Linked DNA regions of Homo sapiens: all the other regions are linked to region 2. The links are chromatin contacts, found by Hi-C or POLR2A ChIA-PET in ENCODE. All regions are on one chromosome and are shown on one strand. Each heading gives the region's core, a stretch centred on a gene start or an enhancer-like site at or near the end of the contact. The rest is flanking DNA. Distances are from core to core; before and after follow the strand shown.

Evidence for each region. A loop is a pair of places that touch in the nucleus more often than their neighbours do. ChIA-PET counts read pairs that join two places held with the same protein, here RNA polymerase II (POLR2A). Pooled maps may share reads with other maps.
Region 1: a pooled map shows a loop between it and region 2 (3-fold over the local background). The contact joins the enhancer-like site here to the promoter of LINC01091 in region 2. A Hi-C loop is called at or near these places in 1 of 37 single-sample maps with no recorded cell type and 3 of 50 pooled maps. POLR2A ChIA-PET finds 5 or more read pairs at or near these places in 2 of 52 experiments (BJ and activated T-cell).
Region 3: a loop to region 2 is called in a map of chondrocyte, with 2.4 times the contacts of the local background. The contact joins the enhancer-like site here to the promoter of LINC01091 in region 2. A Hi-C loop is called at or near these places in 15 of 168 maps with a recorded cell type or tissue (adrenal gland, chondrocyte, colonic mucosa and 6 more) and 7 of 50 pooled maps. POLR2A ChIA-PET finds 5 or more read pairs at or near these places in 5 of 52 experiments (H1, HepG2, T-cell and 2 more).

What each region holds. Positions count from the first base shown.
Region 1 is chr4:123,448,535-123,451,722 of GRCh38, reverse strand. No RefSeq gene overlaps it. Among named protein-coding and RNA genes, the nearest start is that of SPRY1, 53 kb to the right of the region's middle. Within about 2 kb of position 1,847, at least 5 of the 41 ENCODE cell types and tissues checked have a DNase peak (open chromatin) inside an H3K27ac peak, as active enhancers do.
Region 2 is chr4:123,648,370-123,651,840 of GRCh38, reverse strand. LINC01091 (long intergenic non-protein coding RNA 1091) reads right to left here and starts at 1,850. Exons shown (of 6, transcript NR_027105.3): 1 at 1,512-1,850.
Region 3 is chr4:123,416,748-123,420,151 of GRCh38, reverse strand. No RefSeq gene overlaps it. Among named protein-coding and RNA genes, the nearest start is that of SPRY1, 22 kb to the right of the region's middle. RefSeq lists an enhancer at 1,288-1,845. Within about 2 kb of position 1,556, at least 12 of the 41 ENCODE cell types and tissues checked have a DNase peak (open chromatin) inside an H3K27ac peak, as active enhancers do.

The DNA.
Region 1 (3,188 bases), core at 598-3,097, 200 kb after region 2:
TCAATGTATTGCCCAGGCTGGTCTCAAATTCCTGAGCTCAAGCCATCCTCTGGTTTTGGTCTCCCAAAGTATTGGGATTACAGGAGTGAGCCATGACCAGGCCAAATGAAATTTAAAATCAACTTTAAGCTCTCAAAATTTGCCACTTGTGAATAGCAGACTAAAAAAACAAAAATAAAACCTCATTCTCCCTATGACAATGGAAACCCAAATGCCTAGCATCACCAAAATATATTAACATCTTAAATACCTAATTTATTATTTAAGGCATAACTCAGATACCAAAGGAATATAGTGTTCTGGTAAAAATAAGATCTTAATAATTTAGGCCAATAAAGGAGCCTACCAGCTTGACTAAGTACAATGGCGCATTATTTTACTACAGTACTGTTGTTCTAATTTATTCAGCATCTACATATGCAGACCTTAAAGGTGTTTTAATGTATAGCAAGTGTAACTTCCTAACTTTTTAGAGTTTGGTTGATTTGGATATATCTTTAAAGGTCATTGGTTTAGTGAATAAAATAGTATCTCATTTATCTAGTAGTATCAGAAATAAGATATTTCAATTTTGTATATTTTGAGAGAACTCTTTCTAAATCTAAATCTAAAGTGACCTACACACTTCCCTACCTTGTTAAGGAAAGTGAACATAATTTAATTTTCCTGATGGCTCAGAGATTTCCTCATGAGCCTCCATCCCTACACAATTTCACTACAATGGCTGTAGGACCCAGAGCAGGTAGGCTGCTTTTCCCTTACATAACACCATGTATGTATGTGATATTACACAGTTCACAGAATTGTTATGAACACATCAGTGCATTTAATTTGTATTAAGTGGTTCCAGACTGCCATACTTTTTAGTTTCTTCAGCAGTTTTTCTACGTTCTAATTTGCTTTCAGATTGTTTGGCTGTCACTGCTTGCAGCTAATAGTGCCTCCTTTGGGTTCCTCCCTACAGATTTCTAATTATCAGTCTCCAGTTTCATATAACTTAAATAGGAGATAGGCAGATGTGTTAAAACTGTCTCTAAAATAGGCTGGGCATAGTGGCCCATGCCTATAATCCCAGAACTTTGGGAGGATAAGGAGGGAGGATCACATGAGGCCAAGAGTTTGAGAACAGCCTGGGCAACCCAGCAAGACCCCATCTCTGTAAAACAGTAAAATTACCCAGGTGTGGTGGCATGCCCTTGTAGACCCAGCTACTCAGAGGCTGAGGCAGGAAAATTCCTTGAGCCCAGGAATTTGAGGCTGTAGTGAGCTATGGTCTCATCACTGCACTCTAGCCTGGACCACAGAGTAAGACCTTGTCTCTAAAACAAACAAACAAACAAACAAACAAAATTATCTCTAAGTGAACTTAGAGTTGAAGTGAAGCTTTGGGAAATTCTATAAATATTAATGTTCATAAGCCATGGCACGTGGATTTTCTGATAGCCCTTTAGTCTTCACAAAGCCAGTATTCTTAAAGCTATTAATCATATTCCATCCATCCATCCAAATAATACTTACATGCAGAGTGCCTCCCAGAGTCAGAAACTAATATATAACAGGATTACAATGATTAATAAAACAAATATGGTCATTACCCTAATGGAATGTACAATTTAGGAGAGAGAAAGGCAATAAACAAGTGAACAAGCAAATAAACACTTAACTGCAACCCTGGTATGTATGTTCTCATTGTGATTATAGTAACCACAAATCCCCAACATGATCACTGTAGTATAATTACCTTCTATTTATACTGCTTAGTACTTCGTGGCATTTTCATGTTAACCACAAAAGTTAGGAAGTGAAAGCCTTGACAAACAGGAAACTAAGATTCAGAGAACTTTATAAGGTCAGTGGTCCAACCAGAGCTTGAACAAAGTAAATCTGATTCCCCCAACCCCCATCTTGTGTTCTTTCCATTTGATGAAAGGACATAGCTTGGAACAAGCTCCATAGAGGAGCTATCTTTCCTTCACTATCCCTAGGTTTTATCACCTACAAAGCCCACCGCAATCTTTCGAGGCTGGTTCATTAACAATTTGACAAGTTTGTATTCGTTCTTTAAAAATTCGACCTCTACCCAGCAAGTTATTGAATACCCTTAGCAAAGTCACTCAATAAACAATGATAGTGGTTAGAATAGGTTCTCATGGGAGATAAGGTTTCATTTCAGGGATGTTTTCTTTCAGTCACCAGTAAAATATCTGAGCAGCACCATCTTGCAGAACAAGATACAAGGCACTCAGAGGGGCAAGGCAGTAAAGACATTTTAGTGATTTTAATTAAGAAGGTAGTGAATTTTAGTCGTGAATACCACAAAGGAGGGGTAGCAGAGGAAAAGGACAAAGAACAAGGACCAGGACTTGGAAGTCATCAGCATTAATAGGTTATAGAAAGTACAGTGCTCAAGAAAGACCCCTGTGAATGTGTGAGCTGAGTTATATAAAGAGGCAGAGACCCTGGTGCTGGTAGGACCAAAGTCACATGCCTGAAGACCAAGAGATCTGAGATTGTGCCAGCAAAAGAATTTCAAGAACTTCAGAGAGCCACATTTCAGTCAAGGGAATTAAACTCAAATTTTAGGGTGGCATAGGTGAAATTAAATATTAGTAAATATTGGCAAATATAATAATTCAACAAATGTCTTGTTTATTTAATGACAAAACAAATATCCAGTTAACTGAAGACAGCCATTGCCATATGATAGTTTACCATGGCTTTATTTATTTATTATTATTATTTTGAGTTGGAGTTTCACTCCTCCACCTATTGTGTTCAAGCGATTCTCCTACCTCAGCCTCCCAAGCAGCTAGGATTACAGGAAAGTGCCACCACGCCCAGCTAATTTTGTTGTTTTAGTAAAGATGGGGTTTTGCCATGTTGGCCAGGCTGGTCTCGAACTCTTGACCTCAGGTGATCCACCCGTCTCAGCCTCCAAAAGCACTGGGATTACAGGTGTGAGCCACCACACCCAATCAACTTTCAATAAATTTTTAAGAAAATATTTTAATGGTCTTCCTAATTAAAAGAATCTGACCAGGCGCTGTGGCTGTAATGTAATCCCAATTCTTTGGCATGTCAAGGCGAGCAGATCACTTGAGGCCAAGAGTTCGAGACCAGCCTGGCCAACACAGTGAAACTCCTTCTCTACCAAAAATACAAAAATTAGCCAAGCGTGCTGGCACGTG
Region 2 (3,471 bases), core at 601-3,100:
ATTCCCATAAAAAGCAGGACTGAGAACTTCTATTGACAAATCAGAATATCTAGCAACTTGGGCCTCCACATTCCCACATGGTAGCAATAAGTGAAGCAGAGTAGCAGATGCCCCTTCGGACAGGACACTCCACCCATGCACTGCAGCCTACTCTCTGCTGACTTAGTTTGTGTGCCTGAACCCTCAGGGCTTTTGAGTTTGTGACCCTCCTTTTCTCCATGGCATCCAATGTAGTCAAATTAGAAGGGTAAAATGTTCTCAACTTCATAAATATACAGTGTGTCAAAAACTATAAGAAAGAATGTAACTTGTACCTTTTCCTCAATGGTTTCTTCCTGGGGATGACCCAGAGATTGTGAGGGTTTGGAGAACAGCCTAGGGCCTTCAATTAAAATAGTTTTGTCTTTGGTTACTACCGGAATAAACCTGTAAGCAGACAGCTGTTTCATGCCAGCTGAAATTCTAGTCTTGGGTGGGATGGCAGAGGTTTATGACTTCAGATGAGAAACAGGCAGGAACAGATTATATTCTTATGCCAAGTTTCTCTCTTTATTGCCATGGAAGCAAGAAGAGCAATGCAGAACATGGAAAGCTTTGCTAGAGCAGTGTTTCACTCAGACTTTCTGCAAGACATCAGGAGCTGCTCGAGATTTTGCAAACACATTTATGGGAAAATCATGGCTATAGAAAAGCTCCTAAAATTAAAACAGAGCTGGAAAAGAATAAAGATCATTGCATTTGTCTTTAAACTCAGAAGCAGAACCCCTGGGATTTAGCATTGTATAACAACACTGGAAACATTATTAACATTAATAAATAAACATCTGGATTGACTTGCAGTCTAAATTTAAGTGTCCTAAATATTTTGGCTCAATTATAACTATACTGCTTTTTTCTAAATTCTCAAATGTTTCTTCTGTCCTTAGCTTATATTTCATTTTCTTCTAACTCTTTTAACTCGAATCTTTAAATGGACCTTGTTGTATAAATGTTTAAGCACCAAATGTCTATATAAGGATATGGAATTGATATTGATTTCAGATTTCATATTTGTACAATCTGGGTTCTTTACATACTTATAGGCTTTTAATTGGAATTACATAATCACACCATTTGTTTATCTTTATTTCATATAATGCTTTCTGTTATATATAATTTCAAGAGTGCCAAAATTTACCAACAAAGTTTTAGTTGAGCTAAAATTAAACCTGCATGCTATTATGAAGCTATCTGTTATTTCCATTTTTAAATATAAAATTAGCCAGAGTTAGCCCAGTTTGGGATAGTATTAGGGAGAACCCATAAAATATGGTGACATAAACCACATTATGCCATAATCATGGCCAAGTTTCACTTGAATTCTCAAATGTATTCAAAAAGCAAGAGTAAAGGTCAGCAAAACACATCTTCACCAAGAAAAGTGCAGTAAAACGAATGCCAAATTAAATGGGCCAGCTACAGAGAATTCTACCCATAAACACAATGCTTATACTTAATCTGTTTCTCACCACCTTCATTTGAGAACGCTGGTCTCAGGTCCCTGGGCTGCTGTTCCTGCCTTGAGCTTTTTTGTCGTTGCAAGCCACGGGGTTGCTATGCAAAGTCCCAACGCATGGAACCAGAGTTAATCATTCACAGGCCTTTTTGCCTGAAATAAGATGCTTTTCATTTCCCTTGGCTTATGTGAATAATGAAAAAAGAAAACAAACAAAGGAGATAACTGCACAATGTTAAAAGATAATCCCTTAGCATAACTATTGTCTAGAAGGCTGAGCACCGTAGTCAGGCAAAAATCCAGTCTGCATTCAGTGACTACACTGACATTTATTTATAAGAGATTATGCCGTGACAGAGCTTCAAGTCATTTAGAAATGCTCCCATTCCCCAAGGCCTTCGTTATATTTATATGCAGGAGCCCATATTATTTTTCCTGGTGTTATGGCAACAAGGATTTCAGTGTTTACAGAGCTATCAAGTTCTGACAAGCCAAGCCGGGGACTTTGCATCACTGGCTTGCATTAAAATGGAGCGCAGGACCTGGAGAGCTGAGCTGAAGCTCAGCTGTCTGAACAACTAATACCTGAGCAGAAGAGGGTTAGGAAGCAGGCAAACGGTGCTAATCAACTCACAGAGCCACTTTCCCCCAAGGGAATTTGCCCTCATGATCCTGCGGTTTAAGAAATATATTACAAAATACGCTGAACCTAGGAAGTCATATTAAACTCAAAAGAAAAACAAAACCCAAATTCCTACTACAATTTTGTACTCTGCGTGGATGTTTTAAAGCTGTGTTGAGTATCGTACATTAGAGTCCTTTATTAGGCCTCTGGAGTAGAGAAAGGGGAAATGAAAATGCAGTGGGTGAAGAAAGGGCAGAACAAATACTCTCTCTGTGCCCACCTTTGGTTTTTAACTACACAATGGAGATCAGCCCAGCTTACGTTCACACCTAATTTAACCACTGCCCAGGGCCCAGTAGTTTCTAGCATACTCCAGCTCTGAAGCTAATTACTGCAGGAAGCTGGTTATGAAAATGTCCCAGAAATATCTGTATCTCACAGACAAAATTATTTTGAGAACTTGCCACCTGCTCCACGAAAATAAATATATGGAAGCAGGACCTTGCGCTCCATGGTTTTCTACATTGAAGTTGTTTTCTGGAGTTGGCCCAAACTCCTCCATATTCTCTGACTAGAGACAGAGCTAGAAATCATTTAAAAAAAAAAAAAAGTCCTTCCAAACATACTCTTTGGACATCTTGGTTCTAGATGGAGCAGGAAATAAAAGCCACAAGCTTAACCTCTGATACAATAAGCTACCACCTTCCAGTTCTAGATTTGGGCCTGGGAAATAATCAAGTCAGAGTAAAATGAAACAAGGAGTTCTAACCACATTTCTTTTTCTTCTTTTTCTTTCTCTCTTTATTTTCTTTCCTTTATATATGTGTGTTCATAAGGGTATTGGTACTCATTTGGTTATAAAAGTGTCACACTGAATTGTAGAATGAACTTCACACACGTCTAAATCCTTTTCAGTTTTTTTGAGATAGGGTCTCCCATTGGCAGTGCAATCATGGCTCACTGCTGCCTCAACCTCCCAGGCTCAAGTGATCTTCCCATCTCAATCTCCCAGGTAACTAGGATTACAGGCAAATGCCACCATGCCTGGGTAATTTTTTGTATTTTTTTGTAGAGACAGGGTCTCACTATGTTGCCCAGGCTGGTCTAGAACTCCTGGGTTCAAGTGATATGCCTGCCTCAGCCTGGGATTACAGGCATGAGATACCACACCCAGCTAATTTTTTTTTTTAATTGAGGTTTTGTTCTGTTTTAAGGATAAATAGCAAGAAATATGCAGATTTCCTAATGCTTAAGGTGAACATTTCAACAAATAATGAACTGAGACTTGCCAGGTACCGTAGACATGTGGAAAAAAGTTTTATTTACACAGTATACACTTTTAAGTCATATA
Region 3 (3,404 bases), core at 307-2,806, 230 kb after region 2:
GATCAAGGTTCACTGCAACCTCCACCTCCAGGGTTCAAGGGATTCTCCCGCCTCAGCCTCCCAAGTAGCTGGGACTACAGGCACGCGCCACCACACCCATCTTTAGTAGAGATGGGATTTCACCATGTTGGCCAGGATGGTCTCAATCTCTTGGCCTTGTGATCCGCCTGCCTCGGCTTCCCAAAGTGCAGTGGCGTGAGCCACTGCGCCCAGCCTAGTCCTTAACGTTTTTATCAAGAGTGCTGCCTACACATTTCAATTGTAGATGTATTAAAATTGAGATTACTCATTTTTTCCAAAGAATGTGGGAAAGCGATTGCCATAATCTCCTTAAGGACAAGGTCTCCATCATCCTTCCACCTCTAGTGCTGGGGCCAGGATGTGGGGCAGAGTAGGTGCTTGGTAACTGTTGAGGATTTAATGAATCAATCAATCAGTACTCCTACACACCTACCTTGTCACAGGTGGACACAATATGTTTCACAGAGAAGAGTGGTCTAAAAATATTTATTCCAAGTATTAAGGTAAACACCCTATCACTACCCAAGACACAATAAAAGGGCAATAAAACATTGTTTTCTACACGTTAAGCACCTGAAATCTTTTTTTTTTTAATTTGAGTTGGAGTTTCACTCTTGTTGCCCAGGCACTTTTGTTGCCAGGCTGGAGTGCAATGGCGTGATCTCGGCTCACTGCAACCTCTGCCCCGCTGGCTCAAGAGATTCTCCTGTCTCAACCTCCCAAGTAGCTGGGATTACAGGTGCCCGCCACCACGCCCAGCTAATTTTTGTATTTTTAGTAGAGATGGGGTTTCACCATGTTGGCCAGGCTGGTCTCGAACTCCAGACCTCAGGTGATCCACCCGCCTTGGCCTCCCAAAGTGCTGGGATTACAGGCATGAACCACAGTGCCCAGTCCCTAAAACCATTTCATAAGAATATTTGTGGCTAATGATTAAATGTAATGGGAAATAAAGCCTTTTTAAGCTGAAGCTATTTTAACAAACAGGAGAATTCTAGAGTTGAATTATGTGTAAAACACAAAAAGACCTTGAATAAATGTCAACAAGTTATGAAAATTGTTCACCTCATAAAACATATAGATTTACAGCCTGAGTCAAAATGCATGGCTTAAAATGACGCTGTTTCTCTAGCATCTTCCAGGGAGTGCTTTCTTGGTTACTCTTCAGTGTTTTAATAATACTCTTTTTTCTTCTGCTTTTTAAAACTTTTGTGCTGTCAGATATATATGATACTCCATGCCACCTTGCTAATGCTAAGACAGCTATTGTATCCATAAAACCACTGCACAGTGTCTAAATCAGGAGCTGAATATGTTCTTCTACCTTTTATCGGCTCTAAAAAATGCAGAGCAAACATTATCTATTGTTAATTACCTGTAAAGTAGGGCTTTAGCCACTTCCCCTGTTTCTAAGAGCCCTGAAGTGAAACCTAAAAGAAGTCACCCATTGTTTTCAATTGTGCAAGGGCCAGGAGCAAACAGGGCTCAAATTGCAGCTCTGAAAGGCCACAGGAAATTGGCATACCACTAATCTGCACTCAACTATTCAAAGAAACAAAGCCTGCATTCCTGCTGAAAAACTCACCAGCAGAAACCCAAGGCAGATCTGTTCAGTAAGGACCACAGAATAAATCTGCAGAAATAAAAGTTTTTAATTAGAGTGCCATGAGACCTGGCTCTAGTTTCCTAGCTCTGAGAGTAACACACATCGTTTAGATTTCTACGTAGTCTTCCCAATTTTCTCCAAAATGAGACTACATAATTAGAATCCTTCCTGTTTAATGATGTCAGCAGGGATGGGGTTGGAGGAGATAATAAGAGGTCAACTGTTCACTATAGATAGCTGAGTTATAATAAACTAGAGTACTGAAATAATAAAAATGTAAGGGGATTTAAATTTACTTTTGTGTATTTGGGCTTTAAACATTCCCTGTAAACACAACAACGTTGTTTCTAAAGCATAGGAGTTGAATACAGTTAAGAAATTGGCCAGATTATCTTTCATATGGAACAGAGCAATTTAAAATGAGCTTCCTATAACATTCAAGTATGAAAATAAGGATTGTTTTTTTCAACTGGATATTCCATCACAGCAAAAGTCATGAGCCAAACCCTGATGCTTCAGCTGGTTTGGCCCATCTGCTTGATCTTACATAGTGAGAGCAGAATGAACTAACAGAATCAGGGAGTTTAGGTTCTAGTCCTAACTTTATCAATAAATGTGAAAATCATAATCCTCCCTGTGTTAGATTTTATCTGCAAAACTAGGCTAATAACTTGGCCCCTCTTTCACTCGTAAGTATGTCAAAAGCCCAATATGTTATAACCTAGGTACTTACAGAAAATGTGTGCAATATACAATCTGAGATATTACTGTATTTACTAATAATAGTGCTTTGAGTGATAGATTCCATAATATTATAGATCTATCCCCAAGACCATTCAAAAGTATTTACAGCCATAGTACATATGAAAAAAAAGAATGTTTTGAGGGGTTTCATGCCTATGCCAAGTTCAGCAAGAAGAGTAAACAATAGTTTAGTATCCAGGAGAAAGAGCATTAGCATCTAAGAAGCTGGGAAGGGCCCTGGCATTTTTTTTTTTTTTACTTTTTTAATTACTCTTAAGGATACTTTGGACGCTTAACAGAGAAGACCAAGTGGTTTGCATTATCAATAACTAAAAATACATTAGTAAAATGAAGGAGGAGTTGATTCCAGGCATTTCCATGTCAGGCCTATCTATTTGGGATGTTATAGAAAGGATGCATTATTATATCCCGTGAGAGGTGAGCCAATTCCACAGCCTTGAACATCTGTCTCCTCTAGTGCCAGAGGTTTTACTGCCACAATTCTTAAAATTAGTCTCCCCTGGAAACCTTAACATGATCAATGATATTACTGAAATTCTCTGCAGCAGATAATTACATATCTTTTTTAGAATTCTATTTACTAGTATTTGCTAGACAAAAATGACTTTAGGCAGGAGACACATCATGTCAGAATATATATTTTATTAATGCAGTGAATGGCCCTCTGGCCAGAAAAACAGAAGCCAAATATGGGCTTTTATGACTCGATTGTAAAATGCAGGGAAAAATATCAATGAATATTTATTGAGTGCCTACTATGGGCAAAGCACCTTAGGAGTACAGGTAAATCTACAACATAAACCCAGTCTGAAAGAATTATAATATGGAAGGGAGACAAGACATAAACACTAAAAACTCAACATTAAAAGTAATGATCAGTTTACAGAATGTTGTTACTAAAGAATTTCTGAGAGAGATTATTTTGCCATGATCCAGTCAGAAAAGTAGGATTTAAACCTTGTTGCAAAGAATAGGATTGAAAAGGCAAAGACAGTGTCTCAGGTCTGGAGTT